2 separate regions of the Homo sapiens genome follow, and region 2 is linked to region 1. Evidence: read pairs that join two places in POLR2A ChIA-PET (ENCODE). Cell type or tissue: OCI-LY7. All regions are shown on one strand. Links, peaks and the distances in the headings refer to the core of each region. The heading gives the core; the rest is flanking DNA.

Region 1 (6,454 bases), core at 771-5,770:
TGATTCTCATCAGGCTGCCTTCCCGGAACTGGGGCCCAGCCTCAGAACCTAAGGATGACCCTAGGAGTATGAGTCCTGGAGCTAGTTGGGGCATCTGTTTGACTCCACACACAGGATAGCAGGTTTGAGACCACCCCAAAAGCACAAAACAGGGGAAGGGGCCCACTTGGATCCTGATCCAGGTTCAGGTAACTCTACTGGCCCTGGTCAATCCCAGTCACAGACAGGACTTAAAACATTCTGATGAAGATGTTTCCAGCAGCTGGGATGCATATGGTATCTGGTCTTAGCCCAGGGTACTCTGCCCCATTGGCACTGCTAATTCAAAGGAAGACTTGAAAATGTGTCCAAGGATGTCCAAGTGACAGGACTCCCTGAGGCTCAGGGCTCAGCAGAGGGGCCTTGCTTGCCAGAGTGTAAGGGCAGTCCTACTGCAGGGGGTCCCAGTGACACTGTTTGAAATGCTAGATCCAATCATGCCTAAGACCAGATCCATCTCTAGTATTCCCAGTTTTGAAATCCAATTTCAGTTTTTGCTTAAGTTGGTTTAAGTTGAATTCCTGACACCTACAACAGAAGGAATTCTGACTAATGCAAGCAGAGCCGTCGCTACCAGCCTTTATTCATGCTCCTCTCACTGCTCCGAGTTCCTTTTTCCTCTGCCTTCAATATCGAAGCCTTGTTTGCCTTCAAGTCCAAGTTTGAAGGATAGGTAATTTGGATACCATCAGGGCTGGAAGGATCACAGTGAAAAATACACTGCAATAGAAAGGTTTATGTTATAAAAATAAATTGTATATAAGGGTTTAGTTTATTTGCCAAGTTAAAGGACATAACCTACAACCTTTAAAATGGTTCAAGATGAGGAATTTGATAACATGTATTTAATTAAGCCACCATTTATTACTTTCTTTACTGTATATCCTTTATTCAGTAAAAGCCTAGGAATTTTAACTACTTAGAGGATGCCAGATATTCCATGTAGACCACTGCTATAAGGACTTGGCATTCTTGTGAAACTCATTCTTTACAACAGCTATTCTAAACCCTTATCACTTCTTCAAACTCTCTATCCCAGCTTACCCTCACCCATCTCCCATCCCACCATAAAAATAACCCCTGAGCTTATGCCTAAAAGGAATTTAGGCTACCATTCTTAGAAAAGAATTACGGTCAGGCCCCACTCAGGATAATCTCCTTTTAGTCAACTCAAATTCAACTGATTTGGGACCTTAATTATATCTGCAAAGTCCCTCCCCTGTTGCCATATTTTATTGGCTAGAAGCAAGACACAAGTTCTACTTACACTTAAGGGGTGTGTATTATACAAGGCATGATCCATTGAGCCTCACCTTAGAGTGTGTCTACTGTATACTCCAAACTTTAGTGGTCAAAGAATAAGAATGAGCAAGATAAACAGAAGAATGGCCAATGAGAAAAGAGGAAAACAGGAGATTGCTGGGGTATGTAAATGAAGTGAAAAAAATTGTTTCAACTGTGTCACTCACTGAGTAAGATGAGAAGTTGAGGACTTATGACTGACCATTTGATTTGGTAACATGAACTTGACAAAAGAGGTTTCCATGGTGGAATGTAAGCCTAATTAGTAAAGAAGTGGAGTCACTGAGCATTGACAATCTTTTAAGGAGTTTTTCTATAAAGAGAAGCAGAAAAATGATGTGGTAGTTGGAGGAGCTATGGAGTTAAGGTAGGCTTTTTTTAAATGATGTTCATTTGCTAGTGGGAATGATTCAACTGAGAGATAAAAATTTGAACATATAATATAGGAAAGCAATGGGTAACAATGGGAGTGAGATAAAGAGGGAGCATCCTGTGCACAAGTGAAGTTGATGGTTTTAGGCAGAAAGGTGAGCAGCTCATCCATTGCAACAGAAGGAAAAGCAGAGTGTGGATAGAGGAAGAGAGGAAAGAAGGGGGTAAATGTGATACTAAGAGCCTCTTCTGTTGCTTATATATTTCTGAGAGAAATAAGATTCATAATTGATGAGGAGGGTGATGGAGTTTGGAGAAGGAATGAAATAGTCTGGGAGAGTCAAAGAATAAATTGACTAGGAAAATGCTGAAGGACCACCAAGCAGCTTTGAGGGCCGACTTAATGTTTGAGGTCAGGGTAACCATGTTTCTCCTGAGACACATTTAGATTCTCAGGAGAAGGAGCACAGAAGGTAGAGATGGAACTATTACCAGAGTTGGGACTTTGTTCAGAATAACATAATGGGATATTACAGGGCCAAGAAAGCTAAGAGCATATTTAAAGGAGTGATTATATAAAGGACCACAGAATCTAAGCCAGGCAAGGAGAGAATGGGTTTTGAGGGATGGAGATAAACAGTGAAAATCATTTTTGGATCAATTGGATTCCAATGAATTTAATTCCTGTCCTCTCCTTACCTTAGAATTGCCTAAGCATCAAGTGCCAAGAATAATCAGAATTAATTGCCCCCTTCCCTTTAAGCAGCCACCAGGGCACCCGGTCTTGTCTTAAATATTTATCTCAGTGACCTTATTTCATTACTTAAACCCCTATCCCCTTCAGGGTCAGGAGTCACATGAACAAGGTACCTAGTGGAGTAAAAGAATTTTTTGAGCTGGGGTACAAGCATGAGCTGAAAATATACAAATGAGATGCTTGAAACTAATATAAGTGAGAGAATGCAATTGTTGTAAATGACAAGGTCTGCAGCTAACCATGGAGGATGGTGGCTGAAGGGGAATGGTGGAAGACCAGATGCACTGGAATAAAGAGATAGAGGAATGGAGAAGCCATGGGCTTGGATGGGCCATCTGTGTAGATACTGAAATCACCAGGAATAATGACAAAAGAATGCAAGAGAGAAAGACAATAAACTTGGTGTTGACATTTCCAAGAAATGTGTGGTAGTGATCAGGAGGACAGGGGAGGGCTACAGCCAGGAGGCCTGTAGGGAGGAGCAGGTTGATGGCATGAGTGGCAAAGGACCCGATGGGGGAGGGCAAGGAAGGGACAGCAGTTTGGAAGTGACAGTGAGGAGTAGGGAAGACATCTGCATCACCTCTGGAACAGTGGGAAGTGACAGGTGAGAGAAAACTGGCCACCACTGCAGGGAATTCCGAGTGCTCAGGGGAAAGTTTCCTTTCGAGCTGCAAGGTGAAGGGACTGTTCAGAGAGGAGTGTGGTTGGAGGGGTTTTTCTGATGACAGCGGGGAATAGAGATTTGAGTGATGAAATTTGACCTGGGAGGCTTAGATATCTTAAGGTCACTGAGCTAGATATTTAAGACAAGACTGGGTGCCTTGGTGACTGCTTAAAGGGAGAGGGCAATTAATTCTGATTATTCTTGGCATGTGACTCTTAGGCAATTCTTAGATAAGGAGAGAACAGGAATTAAATTCATTGGAATCCAATTGATCCAAAAATGCTGTTCATCCTTCTTCCTTAACAACCAGAGTTGGCCCCCCTTCCAATCCACACCGATTCTGTCTTGATTTAAGTCCTCATTAGTTCTTCCTTGGACAATTACAATTGCCTCCTAACTGGTATCTTTCACTGATCTCGCCTCTCTCCAATCCATTCTTCACATTTCTGCCAGAGTGTTCCTTGTAAATCATTAATTTCATCAGGCAGATCCTCTGCTCTAAATCTACTAATGGCTTTCCTAATGCTTCAGGATCAGATCCAAATTCCTTAGCATGGTAAGGCCCCTCCTGGAGAGGACTCTCTCACTGCCTTCCGCCTCATGGGTCCTACTCCCCAACAGTCTCATGCTGTTCTCTTTGTCTGCAATGCTCAGCTTCCTCTTTTTCACTTGAGTACCTTGCATACATCTTTTAAGAAATAATTCAAGTCCCTGAAAGAATAAACAAGAAACAGACACTCCTGGTTGTTCCTGAGAAGAGAAACTGGGTGGCTTGGTGAGGAGTAGAAGAGAAGCTTCTCACAGCATGTCCTTTTGTACATTTTGAATTTTATACTCTATGAATATATTACTTCATTTTTTTAAGCAATGGAATTGAAAAAAAATTTAAGCATTAAATAGACCCCTAGAAAGAAAGAGTCAAGTGTTTCCTCCTCTGTAAGTCTTCTCTACCTTGATGCTCATCTCCACTGAGCTACCATCATGCCCTCCACACAGCTCGGTGGCAGCGTTTATCACTTTATATTGTTAAGTATCTGCAAACAAGCAAGCAGTCCTACCATCCTCACAGCCCAGAGGCTCCTTGAGGGAAGAGACTTTGTCTAACTCAATTTGGAATCTCCAGCCCCTTGCACGGTGCCAGTACAGAGGAAGGGCTCATAGAGATTTGTTGAATTCGTGAACAAATAGAGTTTCTGTGCAGAAGGGAAGCAAAATAAATGTAAGTATTCACATTTATTTCACAGAAAAAGAAAATGAAGCCCAGAGTTATTTACTAATGATTTCACAACTAGTTAGCAGCATTAAATGAGAACCCAAACTTTCCAGAGTCCAACTTTTGTACTAGGGTAAGTTATAAGATGGTCACTCTAAGATAGCAGACATGATGCCTATTATATCTACTTATTTTGTTCCAGGGCTCTGGATTGTCAGGAAATTTCCAATTCCAGTAAACTGCCAGTTTAACCTCCAAGGAACAATTTCATGTATCAGGTCTTGGGTCCTAAACTGGAGTTAGGAAAACATATATCTCCAATAGCTTACAGGCCAGGCATATACTGACAGGGAATTCACATGGAAATCTTGTGGCACTTTTCTTTATCTTAAAGGCTATGTTTGTGTTATTGTGTTCCTGAAACTCACAATGTGGCAGACATAGCTATACACAGTGACTGAAGAGATAAAAGGATAGCACAGGAAAAAGTGATTGCCACAGCTCAAAGCCCAGTTCTCATTTGTAAGCATTTGGCTGAATTCCTTGGGCATTCAAAGCAGAAACCAATAGCATTTTATTTCACATGGGATCTATGTTTTTCTATGTAAAATGTTTGTGTTAATAATTATCTGGACTAGATTTTAAGCATCCTGTGGAGATCTTCTGTGGTCTTCAAGATCAGTGGTCTTCAAACATTTTTGCCCACATGCTGCTCTGCGAAACCTTGGAAAACCTTGCATCCCTTCCACATCTTTTATTGCCACCTACAGTATAATTTTTCATCACAAGTTTGCAAAGGGTGTTATTTCCAGCATATTGCAATTCATGATATTTTAAAATAAAGCTGTTAGCTCACTCTTTTAAATTTACCCTGAAGAATCTAAATCCCACGGTGATTTGTTACTCAACATTATTCATTTTAAATATACATGAACCAGTTCTTCTTTCACAGTCAGAAAATTTGCATTGTTCCCTTTTCTTCTTGAACTCATATTTTCACTGCATTTTCCCCACAGAATGTTATCATGTTGATATTTTCATGCTTGAAAAATTTTTATTGATCAGTATGTCATTCTTTACAACAGACATTATAACTACATATTTATATAATTTTACTTTCTTGTGACTCTAAAGATTGAGGTGTTAAAAGTATCTCTGGGTGGAGTTATCCTTATAATTATTAGTAATATACAATTGATCAAACAGTAACTATATTATAAATTAACAAGTATATTTAACAAAAAATAAAAGTGTATGCATTGATTATATGGAAGGAACTTTTTCTTTTCCAAGGTAGTGATGGATGAATATTATTTATAGCTAGAAGGAAACAAAGCTCCTCCCCAATTGTATTCATGTGTTTGACTCTGTCTTTGTAGATATAAATGCTAAGGTACTTTGTTCACAGAAATTGAGTAGATGGGAATGGGAGAACTTGTTGTAGCAGTGTTACTCAATTCTGTGAATTCCTTTCAATTATATGCCAAATATCATGCAATGATAGATTATTTACATTATTTCTAATGCTCTATCAGGTGGCAATTTTGCTCCCCAGTCATCACAGGCGTTCTCTTTCTCAATGCCCGCACAGGCTTCTACTTTGCCATATTGTGTGCACCTGGGACAATACACTCTAGTAAGATGTGGGATCTGTGAGAAGAATGACTTTTTGCCAAGTGGGAAATGGCCATTGTGAAAGGGGAATGGAATGGAGACCACATGCACATTCTCAGGCAGATCGGTTTTAGGAAAGCGTAGAAAAGGATCAAGGACATGGAATTGATTCTCTTGAAACTATCCTGCTCTGCACCACTGGAGGAGAGTCTTCATGTATCTTGGGGGAGGGGCTGGGGGTTGGGAGCTGCGGGGAAGTGCAGGTTTATCCCAGTTTGAAGATGTCCGTTTCTTAATCATCATCTTTTGAATAAAAATGACAGAGAGCAAAAGAGATTAAGCAGTCCTAAACAGATTGGTAATGACATGGTGGCTAAAAGGAGAACTCGGTAAATCCTAGCTCTGAAATTAACTAACTATATATATAATCTTGTGCAAATTATTTAACCTCTCCCTGTTAAATTCCTCATCTGGAAATGAAAGCAATAAT
Region 2 (5,727 bases), core at 728-5,727, 570 kb after region 1:
TGTGTTATTTAGAAATATGTTCTTTAACTAATTTCCAGCTTTCTTCCTGTTACTGATTTCTAGTTTAATTCCACTGTAGTCTAAGAACATACTTTGCATGATTACTATCTTAAAAGATTTGTTAAATGTGGTTTATGGCCAAGAATGTGGTCTATCTTGGTAAATGCTCCTATAAGCTGAAGAAAAAAATGTATATTTTGCTCTTGTTAAATGGAGCATTTAATGAATGCTAATTACATCAAATTGATAGTACTGCTCAGGTCAATTACCTACTTACACTGATTTTCTGCCTGCTTAATCTATATCAATTATTGAAAGAAGAGTGTTGAAGTCTTCAACTATAATAGTGGAGTTGGCTGTTTTTCATTTCACTTCTGTCAGCTTTTGCTTCAAGTATTTTGATACTTTGTTGTTAAGTTCATATATTTAGGATTGATAAGACTTTTTGGAGAATTGACTGCCAAATACGTATGTAATGCTCCCCCAACCTTTTTAAATCCCTGATGTTTATTGCTCTGAAGTTTGTTTTCTCTGAAATGTATACAGCTACTTCAGCTTCCTTTTGGTTAGTGATTATATGGTATATCTTTCTCCATCTCGCTCCTTTTTACCTTACCTATTCTTTATATTTAAAGTGAGTTTCTTACAGACAATGCATAGCTTGCCTTAAAAAATCATAAAAGAAAAGATGAAAGTAAAATAAGAATCTTTTATTTTTCATATTCCCCACTGATCTAAAGGAAACTGTTTAAAGTAACAATAGTAACAACATACTGGGTGATAATTTCAATATGGACAAGGAAAATGAATAACTGCCATGTCATAAGAGATGGGAGGAAGTCTTGCTTTTCTAAACTAAGTTTCGTTTTTTATCCACTCTGAACTGTCTTTTAATGGATGTTTACACCATTCACATTTAAAGTGACTACTGACATAGTTATATTCCACCTTGTTTGTAACTGTTTCTAACTGTTGACTTTATTCTTTCTTCCCCGTCCTATTTTTCTTCTTCTTCTGGTTTTAAATGAACATTTTATGATTCTATTTAATCTTATCTCTTAACATTTCACTTATATCTCTCTTTAGAATCCTTTTTAGTTGTCCCGCAGTTTGCAGTATTCATTTTTAACTAATCTAAGTCCACCTTCAAATAACACTACACTGTTTTCTTTGCAGTACAGGTACTTTGTAATAGAGTATTCCCAAATACTTTCTCCTATCTCTTTTAACATTGCAGTCATTCATTTCCCTTATCCATATGGTATTATTGGTAGGAACAGGAGGCAGAAAAATTCTAGGCAGAAAAGGGCAGGGTCCCCAGCGAAGGCCCCATCCTCAAGCCTGGAAGCACGGCCCAAAGTGAGAACATACATTCCTGTTTTCTCACTTGAATGTTGCCTTTTCCAAAACCACCCATGGCCTGCCCTGCCCCAAATCCTATACCCATAAAAACCCCTGACCCAGCTGGCAGAGAAGGAGAAGCAGCCAAACATGGAGAGGAGAAACAGCAGCTGAACGTTGGAGAGAAGCAGCTTGACTTCAGAGGAATGGCTTGACAGTGGGACTTTGGAGAAGAGTCTAGCCAGAGAGACTTCAAGGGGAGACTACTTTCCCACTCCATCCTCTTTCCAGCTCCCTTTCCCGCTGAGAGCCACTTCCATCAGCAATAAAATCCCCCACACTTACTGTCCTTCAATTCATTCATGCAACCTAATCTTTCCTGTACGCAGGACAAGAGCTCAGGATACACAAGGCTATCACACTCTCTGAACTTGTGAACAGGCAAAGGGTCCACTGAACTGTTAAACACTTAAGCCATCCATGGATGGCAAAGCTAAAAGAGTACTGACTGTAACATTACTTCTGGGGCTTTGAGGGGTTGCAGGTACTCCCTCACTAGGTGTTGCCATGGCCCGCATGGAGTTTGGCTCCTGGCAGTGCCCAGAAGCACTCGTCTTGGCTCCTGCACTGGCTCAGCTGTGCTCCCCCTCCCGCAAGGGGTAGAGGGCAGCAGATCTGAGCGAGTGAAGCCGAGTAAAGCCAAGTGAAGCAGAGTAAAGCCAAGTGAAGCTGACCAAAGCCGCCAACTAGCTCCAGCACCAGCACTCCAATTCCCCCACCACCACGAAGGCATCAGGGAAAACTTCCTGTTTCATTATCACCCAGCATGTTGTTCCTACTGTTACTTTATACAGTTTCTTTTAGATCAATGAGGAATAAGAAAAATAAAAGATCCTTATTTTACCTTCATTTTTTTCCTTTTATCATTATTTTCCTTTCTTTATGTAGATCTGAGTTTCAGGTCTGTTGGCAATGAATAACCTTAGTATTTGTTTGAGAAGGTATTTATTTTATTTGTCCTTCAGTTTTGAAGGTTAATTTCACAGATATATAATTATAGGTCAGTTGGTATTTTTTTTCTTTCAACTTTTAAAATATTTTACTCTACTCTTTTCTTGCTTGCATGGTGATGAGAAGTCTGCCATAATTCTTATTCTGTTCTTCTATAGGTAAGTTTTTATTTTCCCCTCCAAGCTCTTGCTTCTTCCAAGATTTTCTCTTAGTTTTTGGTTTTCTGCAGTTTTTAAATATAATGTGCACGGTTTACTTACTTTATCATTCATTCTGCTTGATATTTTCTGAGGTTCCTGGATCTATATTTTAAAGTCTGTCATTGATTTTGTAACATTCTTGGCCATTATTACTTCACATATTTCTTCTTTTTTCTTCCTTCTTCTTCTGGTATTCCAATGATAGATAAATCATATACCTTTTTAAAATGTCCCACCATTCTTGGATGCTCTGTTTTTGTTTTCTCATTATTTTTTCTCTTTATATTTCACTTTAGGGAGTTCCTATTGACCTATTTTTGCCTCACTGATTCTTTCCCCAGCAGTGCCCATTCTATTGATAAGCCTATCAATGGCATTCTTCATTTCTGTTATAGTGTTTTTTATGCCTAGCATTTCCTTTTGATCTTTTCTTAGTGTCTCTCTGCTTTATGTATCTCCTGTGCTCTTACATGATGTCTATTTTTTCCATTATGGCCCTTAACATATTAATCATGGTTTTTTTATATTCCTTAGCTGATAATTCGCATATCTGTAACATCTGAGTCTGGTTCTGATTCCTGCTTTATCTCTACAGACTGTTTTTTCTTGCCTTTAGGTGTGCCTTCTAATTTTTTTTGTTGAAAGTTCACCATGTTGCATTGAGTAATAAGAACAAAGGTAAACATATGATGTGGATTTGTTAATCTGGCCAGGAGGTAAGCTGTGTTTAATGTTTGCTATAGATGTCAGAAACTTCAAGTTCCTCTAGTATCCTTATGTTTGTCTCATCCATTGACTTTGAGCTTATCTCAGTACTATTCCTCAGAAAAAGAGTCCATTCTTGCAACTCTTCCAGCTGAAATGCATTGTTATTATACCAGAGCTCTGTTGGTATGGTAGTAAGGTATGGGGAATGAAATACAGTCTATAATTTTAGGATTAAACCTTTATTTTTTACTTTGCCTATTTTCTCTGAGCTGTGACCTTCATGGGCTTTTCTCCAGTGGTATACATTTTCCCCCACTGAAACCGACACAGGAAGGCTAGAGTGAGCTGAAGTGGGAGAAATGCCCTCCCCAAACCAGGATAGGGGTCTAATAATATATTTTCCCCTACAGAGTAGACCTTTGTTGGAGAATACTCTGGGTATATTTCATAATGATTACCCTCCCTCTCTCTGCAAGAACTACGAGGGGACCTTTTCCAGGATCTTCATCAGAATATGAAGTACCTGATAAAATACATAGAAGCAAAACCCATGAAAGTGTGGGGGCCTCCCTAAGACTGCTGCTCCCAGAGGTGTCACACTCCCATGTTAGTCCACACTCAGCCTCCAGCAGTTTGTCAAAACTATCATTTAAATGTTCCCACCAATTTATGGCTCCAGTGGCTTTGGCTCTAAGTAAGCAGATCTCGGCCATGAGTCTCTGGATTTGCTTTTCTCTCCAGATTTCAGGCTAGTGGTTGCCCTGCAATCTCAGTTCTCTGATGGGGGGAAGAAAACAACAAAACACTGATTCTCAATTTTTTAGCTTTATCTTGTAAGAATGCTAGTGGTAGATTCTAGGTTCTTTACATGTCACTGCTGAAAATGGAGTCTCTTCTCTCTGTTTTTCACTTCCATTTCTCATTCTCTGCCTTCTTTTGAATTACTTGAACATCTGCAAATTTGCAGAGTTGCTTTTTTCCCTTTTTTTGATGTTGTTCTAGAGATTTCAGTATATGTACTTCATTTTTCAAAGTCTACTTAGAATTAATTTTTTTTTTTTTGAGATGGAGTTTTGCTCTTATTGCCCAGGCTGGAGTGCAGTGGTGCCATCTCGGCTCATTGCAACCCCTGCCTCCCAGGTTCAACCGATTCTCCTGAGTAGCTGGGATTTCAGGCACGCGCCACCACGACTACCTAATTTTGTATTTTTAGTAGAGAGGGAGGTCTCTCCATGTTGGTGAGGCTGTTCTCAAACTCCTGACCTCAGGTGATCCCCCTGCCTCAGCCTCCCAAAATGCTGGGTTTACAGGCGTGAGCCACCGCACCCAGCTAGAATTAAAATTTTATCACTTCATGGGTAACTTATAAACCTTACAGACATTTGGTTCTCTTTAAAGTCTTCTCCTTCATATTATTAGTTGTTTCCGACCTATACACATTGGAAACCCCAACAGACAATATTGTTAACTTTTTATTTCTACCATTATACATATCTTAATGAACTTAAGAGGAGAAAAAACAATTTATTATATTTATCCAGATATTTATTATTTTTGTTGCTTTCCTTTCCTTCATGAAGTTCCAAGTTTCTCTCTGGTATCACTTATTTTCTGTTTAAATAACTTTCCTTAGCATTTCTTTTAAAGCAGCATTGCTGTTGATGAATTATCTCTTTGGTTTCCAGTAATTTGGTTATATCTTTGGATGTTGTTTTCTTGGCATTCACTAAGCTTCTTCAATCTGTAAATTTATGTCAGTTGCGAAATTTGAGAAGTTTTCAGCCATTACATATTCAATTTTTTTAGAAATTTCTGCAGCAATCTCTTTCCTCTTCTACTGTGATTTCAAAGACCTGTAGGGTTAGACATTTTTATATTGTTTTACAGATTCTTAAGGCTCTTTTCCCTTTATTAAACAAATGTTTTCCTGTTGTTTACAATAGACAATTTCTCCTGATCTTCTGTTCTAATTCACTGACTCTTTTCTGGGTTGTCTCCATTCTTTCTCATAATTTGAGGTACTTGTTTGGTCATTGTTGCTACTGCCACTGACACAGGAGTGCAGTTTTAGGAGTATATCTTGTCTCAAAGCAGGACCAGAAAACAAACAAACAAATGGAATTTCATTGATTTTTTTCCTTGTCACCAGGGATTTCCTTACAGGGTCTCTCATTAGAGAAAGAGAGTTTCTCTTTTTTTTTTTTTTTTTTTTTTTTTGAGACGGAGTCTCGCTCTGTTGCCTAGGCTGGAGTGCAATGGCACGATCTTGGCTCACTGCAAGCTCCGCCTCCCAGGTTCATGCCATCAGCCTCCCCAGCAGCTGGGACTACAGGTGCCCGCCACCACACCCAGCTAATTGTTTGTATTTTTAGTAGAGATGGGGTTTCACCCTGTTAGCCAGGATGGTCTCCATCTCCTGACCTCGTGATCTGCCTGCCTGGGCCTCCCAAAGTGCTGGGATTACAGG

The links. Peaks named below come from ENCODE experiments on the same cell type or tissue, not always from the same donor. Only the 100,000 strongest peaks of a DNase experiment are listed, where the experiment ranks them.
Region 2: POLR2A ChIA-PET joins it to region 1 with 5 read pairs; 4 of 35 experiments call an interaction of 5 or more read pairs at or near these places.

What each region holds. Positions count from the first base shown.
Region 1 is chr1:84,702,387-84,708,840 of GRCh38, reverse strand. No RefSeq gene overlaps it. Among named protein-coding and RNA genes, the nearest start is that of SSX2IP, 15 kb to the right of the region's middle. In OCI-LY7, for the core only: no CTCF peak of the experiment used is centred there; a DNase peak (open chromatin) is centred at 3,770.
Region 2 is chr1:84,129,940-84,135,666 of GRCh38, reverse strand. It overlaps a transcript of PRKACB not described here. Among named protein-coding and RNA genes, the nearest start is that of PRKACB, 11 kb to the left of the region's middle. In OCI-LY7, for the core only: no CTCF peak of the experiment used is centred there; no DNase peak of the experiment used is centred there.